Linked DNA regions of Homo sapiens: regions 1, 2 and 4 are each linked to region 3. The links are chromatin contacts, found by Hi-C in ENCODE. All regions are on one chromosome and are shown on one strand. The core of a region is the stretch at or near the end of the contact, and the rest is flanking DNA. Distances in the headings are between cores, read along the strand shown. Region 1 holds the start of ZNF793 (zinc finger protein 793). Region 2 holds the start of ZNF571 (zinc finger protein 571). Region 3 holds the start of ZNF45 (zinc finger protein 45). Region 4 holds the start of ZFP30 (ZFP30 zinc finger protein).

Evidence for each region. A loop is a pair of places that touch in the nucleus more often than their neighbours do. Pooled maps may share reads with other maps.
Region 1: a loop to region 3 is called in a pooled map, with 13 times the contacts of the local background. The contact joins the promoter of ZNF793 here to the promoter of ZNF45 in region 3. A Hi-C loop is called at or near these places in 4 of 50 pooled maps.
Region 2: a loop to region 3 is called in a pooled map, with 9 times the contacts of the local background. The contact joins the promoter of ZNF571 here to the promoter of ZNF45 in region 3. A Hi-C loop is called at or near these places in 5 of 50 pooled maps.
Region 4: a pooled map shows a loop between it and region 3 (12-fold over the local background). The contact joins the promoter of ZFP30 here to the promoter of ZNF45 in region 3. A Hi-C loop is called at or near these places in 4 of 50 pooled maps.

Annotation. Positions count from the first base shown.
Region 1 is chr19:37,505,409-37,508,581 of GRCh38, reverse strand. It overlaps ZNF793 (zinc finger protein 793), which reads right to left and starts at 1,643. Exons shown (of 8, transcript NM_001013659.3): 1 at 1,616-1,643; 2 at 179-317. It overlaps ZNF793-AS1 (ZNF793 antisense RNA 1), which reads left to right and starts at 1,495. Exons shown (of 3, transcript NR_110723.1): 1 at 1,495-1,743; 2 at 2,542-2,736. RefSeq lists enhancers at 1,427-1,576, 1,142-1,933, 1,934-2,725.
Region 2 is chr19:37,593,320-37,596,561 of GRCh38, reverse strand. It overlaps ZNF571 (zinc finger protein 571), which reads left to right and starts at 1,770. Exons shown (of 4, transcript NM_016536.5): 1 at 1,770-1,821. ZNF540 (zinc finger protein 540) reads right to left here and starts at 1,686. Exons shown (of 5, transcript NM_001172225.3): 1 at 1,467-1,686. RefSeq lists enhancers at 1,209-1,258, 1,489-1,608, 1,649-1,848, 1,445-2,127, 2,079-2,128 and 2 more.
Region 3 is chr19:43,933,705-43,936,950 of GRCh38, reverse strand. It overlaps ZNF45 (zinc finger protein 45), which reads left to right and starts at 1,669. Exons shown (of 10, transcript NM_003425.4): 1 at 1,669-2,027; 2 at 2,257-2,525. It overlaps ZNF45-AS1 (ZNF45 antisense RNA 1), which reads right to left. Exons shown (of 3, transcript NR_184050.1): 3 at 1,137-3,246.
Region 4 is chr19:37,653,895-37,657,158 of GRCh38, reverse strand. ZFP30 (ZFP30 zinc finger protein) reads left to right here and starts at 1,694. Exons shown (of 6, transcript NM_001320669.3): 1 at 1,694-1,739; 2 at 2,280-2,447. RefSeq lists enhancers at 1,089-1,138, 538-1,525 and a silencer at 1,549-1,738.

The DNA of each region.
Region 1 (3,173 bases), core at 394-2,893, 6.4 Mb after region 3:
GGCGCCCGCCACCACGCCCGGCTAATTTTTGTGTTTTTAGTAGAGGCAGGGTTTCACCATGTTGACCAGGCTAGTAATTCCTGACTTCAAATGATCCACCCACCTCAGCCTCCCAAAGTGCTGGGATTACAGGCATGAACCACTGCACACAGCCTACATTATCATTTTAGATACTTACTCAGTAAATTTGTTTTCTAACCACGGGCAAGGTCACATCCATCCCCGCTGTCACAGAGTCAGAATGGATTTCCAGAAACCAGCCTCACTCTTGGGATGCTGGCACAGATGCGTATGTCATTACCTTTGCCAGAAAGAGCCTTAAAGGAAACATTAGGAAAAAATATGCATTAGATCCCTAACAAGAATAGAAGCCACGTCTTTAGTAACATGTTACTTTAGATAAGTTTAGCACGCGATCCTTTCAAATTATTTTCATTATTGTAGAGAACAATAAAAAGGGTGTGGGTTCAAAAAAGAGTTTTCAGATGGGCCTTGGTGGAGAGGAACTGGCTGCTATTCAGCTAGGGAGTGTCACCTGAGTGAAATGTGTTCCCGCTATGCAGGCTTGCAGCCTCAAATCTGTGATTTTCCCATCCCCAATCTCCACATTTCAGGACCCTCAACACCAACCCCTATAAGTCTCCTAATCAGACACGCATAGTGCCCCCAATCACTGGCCTCCAATCTCCAACCCTCAGAGGTTTTCATAGTCACTGATATTCCCCTATGTTCAAATCTGACCAGGAGAGACTACAGGTCAGTAACTACAAAGAACACCGATCCGATCTGATTGCCAGTGAAATTACACAGCCCCCAATCATGAATCCACACTGATTGCCAATGATATCCCAACGACTGAGGATCAATTGTTGATTCTCACAGTCCCACTCCCACCCACAAGTGACAGTCCGAATCACTGAGCCTCATTGAGGCGTACCTTTAAGATAAGCACACTTGACTCTATTCTCCATTCCCTGATCTACAAAAGTCCAATCGTTAATACTCTCCGATCCTCCACCGATGATATGAAGTAAGTCTCAATCACCGATGGCCCAAAACATTTCTCCAAACATTCATCACCACTGACCTCCCTCATTTGAACCCCAAAGTTTCCACAATCACCAATTCCAGTACCCAAACTATTACTGCCCACAGAACTTAGAACCTCCGATCACTGATCCTCTCGGGCTCCGATCATTAACCTTAAAGATCTCTAAACCAGTGTCTGAAAAATCCCAACTGACCCCAGACCCATGAAGACCACTATTACTGACCCCATGCACCCTGAAAATCAAGACATTTCACAGAACTCGCATTTATTGATTCCCACACACTCCCAATCCATCTTCTTCAGAGACCGTGCCACTGACTCCCGCAAACCTCTGTCCGCCACCACTGAGGCCCCGCGAGGCTCAGACGCCGAATCTCTTAACCCTTCAGTTCCCTTGTCATTGACCCTCACGGGCACCCATAGCTGACCCAGTCGGCCACCGTAGTCGGCAGCTCACTATCCTCCACTAGTCCCAGGTTTGACCGTTTCTCAAACCGTGCCTTCCCATTTATGCTGCATCCGCGCCCTGAATCTGAAATTGGTCGTCCTGCCACGCCGCCTCACCGCGGTATAAGGTCGTCCCATCCTGAATGGCCGGTGCGCAGACTCAATTGCGACTTTGAGGCTGTCAGCCGCCACCCGGCAACCTTCCAGTGAACAGGATTCTGGGTTTCTCAAAGCTGTAATTGGAGGTATGATGGCGACGCCCACTTGACTCCTACCTGGGGCGGCCATGTTTAAAACTGTGCCGTAAAACGGATGATTAAGCCCTTTGCTAGACCAAAAGATAAGGCTATTTTAGGACAAGGAGAAGGAAGTGTCCCTGGATCCCTAAACAGAGATGTCGTCTCTGCTCTTAACTCAGCATCTCAGATGCCAAAACCTCCTGTGGCCAACATGGTGGCGCCCAGACATCAAAGCTGAGCTTTCTTTGTCTCCGGCAGCCTGGTAAGATGGCCGCGTACATTTTTACCGCTTCTTACGTGCAATGGGTGCAGCCTCTCCTAGGAGCTCCCCTATGGCAATGTGAAACTCTTTCTGAGCCAGCTCTAGGAGTTAGAGAGCAGCGAAGAGACTCGCTCTTAGGGAGACAGAGACAGCCTAAGGACGGGCGTGACTTCACGGAAAGGGCGGAGCCGCAAGGAAAGGGCGGGGCTGCCGCAGCGGGAAGAGATCAGAGTTCTTAGCGCATAATGGAAAGGAAATGTTGAAAGCAAGGTTTTTACCTAAGGAGGCTTGCCCGAGAAGCCGACCTGAGGAAAGAATGAGTGCAAGCAGTTTATTTGGTAGGTGGGGGATGGAGAAGTGAGACGGGAGCGATGGGAACGAATATACAGTGCATAGGTGAGCAGATTAGCTCTGGATCAATGAGGGCTCAGTCAGCTTGGGACCTCTGGGGGATTGTGTAGAAACCACTTCCAAGTTTTCACAACCACCAGGCCGATGAAGCTTACATATGTCTACACCATCTCTCTTCCTAATTGTTTTAGGGCCACTCCAGAGGTGTTAAAGCTCCAGCACTTCGAGCCTGCCTCGTGGGAAAGTCTTAGGCTGAGTCTGTAGGTGTCTGCAGTTAAGAAGCCAGCGGTCTGCATATGATTGCTCAGGGGTGGTGGCTGGGTCCAACAGCATTCACTACAGGCCTGCCTTGAATACCACCTAGCGCAGTGCTCCGCATATCACAGGTATTGGAACATCTCTAGAAAAGATTGCCTTGTCTTATGAAAATGGCTTTTTAAAAAAATCCTAATTCCAACTGGTCATCCTAGCAACTGATACAATAACTGACCTCAAAATGTTTCCCAATGATTCCTACCTCCTACTATTCACACTCTTATGTAGTTCCCTCCCACATTGTACCAGGGTTGGACTGTGAGACTAATAGAATGCAGTAGCAGTGATAGATGTCACTGCTGAGATTAAATATAATAAATGGCACCTTGAGTTCTGTCTTAAAGGCTGCTGCCCCCACTTTGAGAGAAGTTAGTTGCCATGTCATGAGGATACCGAGACAGCCTATGGAGAGGCCCAGGTAGCAAGGAACTAAGCCCTCCACCCAATAGCCTGGGAGTAGCTGGGGCCTTCCTATAACCAAGTGTATCACCCTTGGAAGCACATCTCC
Region 2 (3,242 bases), core at 521-3,020, 6.3 Mb after region 3:
GACTTCAATAAAGAACAGGTTAAATAAATTCTAGTGTATCCATATAATAGAAAATAAAGTAGCCATCAGAAATAATATAGATTGGGAGTCTGCAAACTTTTCCTGCAAAGAACCACATAATAAATATTTCAGGCTTTGTGGGCCAGCTGGAGGATCCCTTGAACCCAGGAGTTCGAGACTGCAGTGAGCTATAACTGCACCACTGCACTCCAGCCTGGGTGAGACAGTGAGAGCCTGTCTCTTTAAAACAAACAAATACAGTATCTGCAAAGTGCAATAAAATGATGCACAATAAAATGAGGTATGCCTACATTATCATTAATGTTGACGCGAATATCTTCAAACAAGAGGGAAGAAAGTGCATTTGTCTATAAAAGGGCAACACAACAGATCCTCGAGGTGATGGAAATGATCTATCTTGACTATCAATGTCAACATCCTGGTTGTCATATTATACTACAGTCCTGCAAGATGTTGTCATTGGAGAAGACTAAGTTGAAGATAACACACAATGTCTCTATTATTTCTTACAACCTCATATGAATCTACAATCATCTCAAATTTAAAAAAAAATTTAAGGAAGTTTTAAGAATTTCATTTTCAAATATTTGCTAGATGAATTAAGTTTTTACCCCCTTCAAATCTTGAAGGCAAATTAATGCTCCAGGTTGTACTGTTCAATAGGAAGACTATTAGCCATATATAGCTGTTTACATTTAGATTTATTAAAATTGAACACAATTTAAAAAATTCGTTCCTCAGTCAAACCAGCCACATTTCAATTTCTCAATAGCCATATGTAGCTAGTGGCTACTATATTGGAGAGCACAGATATAAAAAATGGAACTCAGTTTTGCAGAAATTCCTATTAAAAAGCATTGTTCCAAAGCGTTACACGACTGACACCCTCACTTTACAGGTGAGAAAACTGAAGCCAGGAGATATCACTATAATACAGCGCTGCACACAATCGTGCTCATTCTCACCATATTATGCTCACACACTTCTTTCCCCACATTCACTGCCACAGGCGAACTCTCAATGAATCATTCACTACATTTATATAATTTCATGGGAATCTATTTTAAATTCATGACCATGCAAAGAAAAATCAATTTCTTACAGGTTATAAGATACTCAGTCGCAGGCTGAATCTGATTAAACAGACATCAGTCACCCTCAAAGCTATAATCAAACCATTCCCAAGACCCTTCCGCACACAATACTAAATGCGCCACTAATAGCCTCAAGCATAATCTGACGCACATCACACAGGCATGGCCACTACCCACTCTGCACCCACAGAGGACACTCGGACACGCGCGCGCACAGACCCACACACACACGCACACACACACACATGGCCGCAAAGAATGCGTCACACTTCCGAACCCCGTTGAGCAGCAACCCGGTATCGTGGCCACTGCGTCACGGCCAGAGCTGTCAGAGAGAAATCCAGACCTTACCTGACAGCCTTTTGCAGCTCTTCTAGCCCGGGATGACATTCCCCTGAAGGCACCACGGCAAGACTCAACCTCTTTGTGTGAGATTCTCTGGAATTTCTGGGGCGTTACTTGAGTATAATGAAATAGGGTAGGCTCGGACCATAGTAGGGTAAGTCCCACAGTTCGAGCAAGGGAGCCTCAGGGATCGTTCTGTTCTGGAGCGCCGGACCCGATCTTAGCTGCTGGGCCTGCGCAGACACGATCCGGCCGGTTTCCAGTTGTAGACTACATTTCCCGAAGGCCCCCGCGTCGCTGCGCAACGTCGTACACTTACGCTGTTATGTCTTGACGCACGGAGCTTGTCTGCGCCGGCCAGGTGAGTGGGCGGCCTCACCGGGAACCGCTCGCAGCTTTTGGGTTGCTTCATCGAAAAAGTAGTTCTTGTATGGTGCTGGGAATACCGGTGTCCTGGCTGGGGCTCGGTGCTGACAGGAACGGGACGGTGCTCTGGCTAATTACTTATGGAAGTCGGCCTTGCGCTTGCGGAGGGGTGTCGGCACCGTCACTTTGGTTCTGGCAGTGGCGGGGGTGTGGTGCTGCTAGTTGTGTTCCTCCGCACCGAATTTATGAGTGTGCCCCTGGAGCCCCTGCCGCGGACAAAATCGGCACCATAACTTTGGGATAGGGAGGCTAGAAGGAGGCGGGTGTTACTAGTAGTGTTCCTCCGCCCTGGACGTGTGCGTGTGCGCTTGTGCGGCCGCGGGGTGGGCTCACCTGCCGCCTGTTAATGCTCCTAGCGCTTGGCCCCTCCCGGGCCGCAGTACTCCTCGTGTGACACGGACATCATTAAGCCAGCTGAGAATCGTGCGGTTACAGCTGCTGCAGTTTCTTTGCAGAGTAAGAGGCTCTTTTTGAAGTTTCCCTGATGGTGAGGCTTTACCCCTGGAAGTGTCTTAGGAAGAAGACCACTGTTAAAGATGTCCTATTCTAGCTTGACAGCCCTGTGGGGAAGACTAATCCCTTTCTAGAGGTTGGTGTTATCCTAAATTGTTTCGTCTGCTCCGAGAGCTCTGATGTTCTATGATGCTTATTTCTTTTCTCGGTTCTGCGTTTTCCAAGAGAGGCACCCAGAGGAAAAGAATATCGCACTTCTGAAAGTCTTGTGTGAAGTTCCTGTTTTCTTTCTAACCTCAAATTTCTTCCTTTCCGAAACGTTTTCTACCTCCAGCAACATCTTCCTAAGGAAGAACCAGCCATGCTAGTGACTGGTCCTTAGGCACCCCATAAATGATGCTGCGGGGATGGGATCATCAGTTTAGCTCTACTCCCCAGCCACACTACACCTCTCCTTTCCACCCAATGATACAGCAGTCCTTTCTGGTCTAAGATTTTTTTGTTTGTTTGTTTGCTTTTTGAGACGGATTCTCGCTGTGTCGCCCTGGCTGGAGTGCGGTGGTGCGGTCTCGGCTCACTGCAAGCTCCGCCTTCCGGGTTCACGCCATTCTCCTGCCTAAGCCTCCCGAGTAGCTGGGACTACAGGCGCCCGCCACCATGCCCGGCTAATTTTTTGTGTTTTTAGTAGAGACGAGGTTTCACCGTGTTAGCCAGGATGGTCTCGATCTCCTGACCTCGTGATCCACCCGCCTGGGCCTCCCAGAGTGCTGGGATTACAGGCGTGAGCCACCGCGCCTGGCCTGGTCTAAGGTTTTGATGAAAAATAACTGTACTTTCTGGGGGAAATTTGAAGAGTTTTAAAATTTTAACTTTATTGTGGATGTTTTCAAGCAGGCTAAAGAA
Region 3 (3,246 bases), core at 420-2,919:
TGACTCCCCAGACCCTTAGATAGGAATTTGAGTAAGAAAAGAAAAAACGGCAGAGTTCAGTCTTCACCCTGGTCTCCCATTTAGCCAGCTCTACGTGTATTAAACTCTTTCTCTATTGCAATTCCTGTCTTGATAAATTGGCTCTCTCTGGGCAGTGGGCAAGATGAGTCCATTGGGTGATTACATTTCTCTCTTCCTCTTACTAAAGTAGAGAGAGTACTTATCCAGATTTTGAAATGGCATTGATGCAGGGCAGTTTCTTGGCTTTGCTCAGGAAAGAATTCAACAGCAAGCCAGCAGCGGAAGAAAGCAGGTTTATCGAATCAACAGTGTTAAAAGCTCAGTGACTGTTCCTTGCAGACCAAGACTAGCCCACAGGCAGTGTGCCCAGAGTAGCAGCATATGGGCTGTTGGCTGGGTATATTTATACCAACTTTTCATTACATGCAAATTAAGGGGTGAGTTACTCGGAAATCTCTAGAAAAGGGGTTGGTAACTTCCAGGTGTTGCCATGGCATTTATAAACCGTCACGGCGCTGGTGGGAGTGTCTTATACTGATAGGTAGCAAAGGGAACTTACAGGTTGCTTTCCATCACTTGCTGGTTTCAGCAGGTTTCTTATCTGATCTTGGAATCACGCCCTGCTGGTCTCCTGCCTCAGCCTAAATTGAACATTGTTCAGATGTTTACAGCTACTCCTATGTAGTCAACTTCCATTTTTTCTTCTTTACCCTTTCATAATAAACTTGGAAAAATATTTAGTTTCTACCTAGGAGAAAAGTGAATAGTATAGCTTTCTGTATTTTTTGCACTTCATGTCTTAATCCCTCACTTCACCTCCCTCTCCTTACTGAATATTCATAGACACTTTGGCAAATCATAAGACACCTTTACAGATTCCTGATTCTGAGAGCAAGAAGTGATGTGATTCCTTAATCTGAACTGAATGTTTTCAAGATTTTATATAGGATAGAGCCTATTCAATACTATAATACTTTCTTCAGTATCCTGCGAATGAAAGAAAACTAAGCGCAAGAAAAGTGGAGAATTTTGCTGCTTTTGTTTCATGTCCTGCTGGATGATTGCATCTCCTTTTTTGAGCATTTTTAATCACAGATGAATCCATACCCATATTATAAAAGGCTTGTTGCTCTGGGCGGCTCTGGCCACCTCTTTTATTACCTCTGTTTTTAGCTCACACATAGCATTCCTTTGTATTTTCCTTTTTTTTTTTCATATTCGCAACTTCTGTCACGTATAAAAGGGAACAATGGCAAAAGGAAAAAGCAGGCTGAGCTCTACAAGCAATGACTTAGACTCCCCCCGCTAATTCAAAAGGAAAATTGCAGGCTGGCGGGAAGCTCAGCCCTACAGAGGATTCTGGGACGTGTGGTCCAGACTTTTGGGGGCACTTCAGCTCTGGGAAAGCGCGGCTTTGTTATTTGCTCCCCTGGGGAAATAGGAACCTATACCCCAGTGCTCAGTGGGTTCGGTGGTACTTCGACTATTTGAGGACGAGAACACGAAGCCCGCTCCCCTTGGGGATTCTGAGAAATAAGATTCGGCCGTGGGAGTCGAAGCCCGCACTTCCGCCCAGGGGGCGGGGCAGCGGCTTCCGTTCCTCCCGGGGATGCTGGGAAATGTAGTTCCAGAGCTCCCTGCTCTCCCGGGCACTTCCGCGGCAAGAGGTTGAGAGCGCGGCCTTCATTCCTCTCGTGGAAGTGAGTGAGTCCTGGGACCCCGCGACCTGTTTTAACTTTTATGGTTTGGTCGTAGGATCAGCAGGGCTCGCACTTCGGTCAGCAGGAAAAGACGCTGCGGCGAGCAGCGGAGGGCGGAGTTGAATGGCTGGGCAGCTGATTGCCTTACTGTATCCGGAGCTGCTGCGTTCGGGGCGGTTCGGGAGTCCCCTGGTTGGAAGTGGACCTGAATGGGGAGGCGTCTGAGGATCTCCTGGGCTCTCAGCGGCCCGACCCGCCTTCCCCCACCTCCCACAGCTCTGTAGCTTCCTAGCGGTGTAACGTTGGGTGAGAACTTAATCTTTCGGTGCTTAGTTTCTGGTCTTAGTTTCCTCTTCTGCAAAAGGAAATATTAACCTTATATATTTGTTTTGACAATTAGTAATATAGTACAAGTAAAATGTGTATGGAATAGTACAGGAATGTGGCAACATGTCGGCCGTTAATATTAAAACTATCATAATAAAAAATATTCATTTTTCAGCAAGCGCCTGGCTCTTCTTTCTGATTCCTGCAGGAAAGGAGGCTGTTCTTGGACTATGCCTGACCCGTTTTTTAAGAAAGAGTGCATCACTCAACAGGTGGCGTCTGGAGTTATCCTCTGTGGATTTTCCAGGATCTCAGACAAGATCGTGCAATCTCCCAGCCTCCTTTCCTTCCCCTGCCCTGACTTCTGAAAGAATGCTGCGGGAGAGGAGGAAGGAGAGCATCCTGGCTTCTGGCAGCAGAGCCCCACTGTGACAGGACCTAGCATTCACCTTCCTCTTCTGTTCCGAGTGCGAGAAGGTATTTCATTCCTTGCAAATGTTTCTGCTACAGAAGTGTTCCGTTATTGTATAATTGGAGAAAATGTGACATGAATATTAGTCACACTAGTTAAACATTGGGTGCTGAGTATCACTCTGAGGGCTTTATAAAAACTAACACACTGAACCTTCACAAAGGCCTTGTGTTGTGGGTTCTGTTCACCTTACAAAGGTGATGTGGGTATTGTGATATGGGTACTGTTATTACACCAATTATACAGATGAGGAAATGGAGAGAGCCTAATTTACTTTCCTATATCACAGTGCTAGTAAGAACAGTGGGATTTGTGTCCTAGACTTGGGTTCCTTACATCTGAATACCCTTGGTCTCACAGTTTGAAATCCCAATTTAGAATTAGGAAATAAAATAGATAAATGATCCATATAAATAATCATAGGAAACTGGCTGCAGAGGAGCCATTTGAGATCAAGTTGGGGAGGGAGGTTGGAATTTTACTGTAGAAGATTTTGAAAGCAAGGTTGAGTTTAGACTTTAGAAAATTTTGAAAGAATTCTCATTTAATTTTAAGCAATATTAGTAGTTCATATTTTGATCATAGAGATGCACGTTCTCTGTACAGGATGTAGAAAATACAGAAATATAAAATATTACAAATTTCCTTAATACTAGGATATAGATAATTATTAACATTTTAATGCATTTCTGTTTAGCAGTTTTTAATGTGTTTTTGTCTGTGTTT
Region 4 (3,264 bases), core at 445-2,944, 6.3 Mb after region 3:
AACTTAGGAAAACAATGACGGTAAATTTTAGGACAACTGTACAGTCCAATTGCAGCCACAGAATGGAAGAGAGATTCTACTCCGATGTTTGAACCACTGAAAAAATAATCGATGAACATTTAACATATCTGTTGGAACATTTCTAAAAAATAGCAACAAGTACAAAGAAAACCAATAAATCCTTGATAAACAAACTCATGTAAGAAATGTACTTGGTTTTAAAGAGAAAATAATTGACGTAATTAGTACATATACTCCACATATTCACTTAACCAAAACTTGAGATATCTGGAAGAGATCAAGGAGAAAGAAGAAAGTTTTAAATATTTTAAATGAAGTATTACAATGAACATTTTTATTACTAAAGGTATTTTTAGCTACGAAAATGAGGCTGATCTTTCAACTAAAGATCAAAGAAACTTACTATCCAAGAATGCTTGGAGACATTGAATTTATCCAAGAGTTCATCCAGGAACAAAGGGGAAAAAACAAATCTCATTTGTTAGAATATTCCAAGACCAGGTATGGAAGAAAATAAAATGCCTCTCCCTCCCGTTTCATGGTGTCCTATTCAATTTTCTGACACAGTCCTACAATTCCATCATTTGGAAGTAATAGCAACCTTATTCCTTTCCAATTTTTTTTCCTGCAATTATTTTACTTGCCTAACACCACAGTCCTGAGGGCACACAAGGGCCAGATGCAGATAATCAAAATCCCAACACTCAGTTTCATAGGGACCCACAAACCGTCTCCATGGAAAACCAGAACCAGAAGCGCTGCCCTATCAGAAGGATTCTGGAAATAACGCTGGATGAGGCAGAGCCACAGTCACAGATCCGATGTCAGGTACGTCACAAACGCAGACACAAACCGCAAAGACCCCAGAGACCCGCTACAGCCAGCGTCAGAGTCAGGCACCACCGCGCAGCCTTCTCTGCGGCACCATCCTAATCCCCCGCTAGAGAACGGCACACGCGCACGCAGCAGCCCCGTGCACGGAAACACTACTCCGCCAGCGGCCAGGCACTCGGTCCAGGTACGCGGGGGCGCGGCGGCCGTCACTCAGCAAACACCACAGGCAGCACGCGCCGCGCCTTGGTCCAGGCTCGCGATACTGGGGTTTCCTCCATCCAACTCACGCCAGGGTCACGGCTACAGGCCTAGATTTGAACACTCCATCCCCATCGGGATCCTGTAGCCAACCTCCACCCTCCTCCAAACCTCCCGACCCCTCGGCAGGTGCGGCCCCACACTTCTCCCTTGCTCCCTGAAGGGCCCCAGCGTTCGCCCCCCGCGCGCTTGCGCACTCGAGGCAGAAGCCGATTTCCAAAGGTTCCGGTGAGGCGTCGCTGGGGGCGGGGCGGGGCTCGCAGCCTCCGCCTGTCTCCGAGCCGAGAACCAAATGAAAAATAAAAAGGCGGAATATTGTTTTTTTAAATTTTGGACCGCAGTGTCCACAGGGGAGCAGGCCTGGATTATCTTTAATGGCACTGGTCAGTCACGGGGCGGCCATTACAGGTAGAGGCCTGAGGCGAGGGACACTGCGGCCCCTCTGGCTCCGTCTCCCCGGCCCGACTATCCCCGCCGAGACCCGGCCCCACGCGCCCCTCCCGGCCCGGAGCAGCTGCGGGACTTGCCTCCGCCCCCCCGCGCGCTAGCGCATTCGCGACGGAGACAGGCGCTCTCCCGTATTCTGGCGCCGCTGACTCCCAGGGCTGGGCTATCCTCTGAGTCGGGTGAGGCTGGGGCTGGGAGCCGGGCGCCACTGTGGCCGCTGCTTTTCTGAGGGAAAAGAGCGCGGAGTGGGCCAGGTTTTGCAGGCCGGGCCAAGGTGGAGAAAAGGTTCCTGTGGAGCCTCAGGCCGGTGTGCTTTTTTTCCCGGGACTGAGCTTCTGCAGCCCTGAGGCCTGGAGGCCCGGGCGGTAGTAACTGTGCCGGACCAGGTTCGTGGGTGCGGCCTGTGGTGCAGTTGGAGACCGAGGCCCCGCGCATCCTCGTCCGCGCTTCAGCCACTTAGGCTCGGCCGTAGCGAAAAGGCCCAAGAGGGAAGTCAGAGGTGAACGCCCCAGGATGAAGGTCCCCTGCAAAACGCTGGGACCTAGATTTGGGGTGGGTGTCTGGGGTCTAGGAGGACACGCTGGACAGTTCCGAAAAGACACAGTGGGTGGTCCCGGGCGTGGGCAACCGGGTGCGGAACTACAGCGTACCCGGAGCTGCGAACCCAGACGCGGGTGACTGCTGACCCTCTGCCCTGTCGTTTCCATTTGTGCATGCAGGTGGCGGTTAGTTGGGGCCAGGGAAGCGTGGAGGGTGGGTTCCAATCGAGTCAAGAAAAGCCTGGGGTGTCCTGAACTCTGCCTGCTTCCCCAGCCCTGCCAGTTTCCAGAGAAGGCGCTTGAGAAGGAGAAACGAATCGCTGCTGCTCTTCTAAAAGCCGGTTCCCTGTGAGTTCGTGCTGCTGCTTTGTTTCTGTGAAATGCATTCGAGTTCCTTCCGTTTAAAATCCTGCTTAGGAATGATCTATTTATTCATTGATTTGGGCCTTAGGATTTCCCTACCTAGTTAACGGCAGGGGACCTAATTAATAGATTTCCCGTTGTTAGTGCCCACTTCATGCTGTTCTATAGTTAGACACATGGTTAGTTAACTGTAGGCTGCAAATTCAATTACTCTGTGAGCGCTGTTTTTCTAAGGATCTTGATGATATGGAAATACCCGTGCTGGAGATTAATGTTCATACTTTGTTTTTATTTGTTTTTTAGGGTTTAGATATGTTTAATGGTTCTGGGGTAGGAGTGGAGATTTCTTTTTTTCCAGGAAATTCATGAGTGGAAGTTTTTGGTACCAGCCAGATGTGGTTTGAGGTCTGGCAGCATGAGTTTATTTTGGGTATATCTTGGATCGACTGAGGGAGGTGTAGTGTAGTGGTTAAGAATTTCGAGCCTAGATTAAGTGGAATTGAATCCTGACTGCCACTTAAATCTGAACGAGTTTAAGCAATCTGTGCTTCAATTTCCTCAGAATTGTAATAGTGTATACTTTACGGTGTTGTTTTGAAGATTACATGAATTAATATTTGTGAAGCTCTTAGGAGAGTGCCTGGCACATAGTGAGTCCTTAATTCATACTAGCTACTGGTATTAAAATGATGATGCTCAGTCATTTCCTATCAGCTTTGTGTATTTCCAAGACCAATGCAAATGTGAAGGTAATTATGATGGATGCTTGCAAGCAGGAAAATGAGCCAGACCCTGCAGTGGA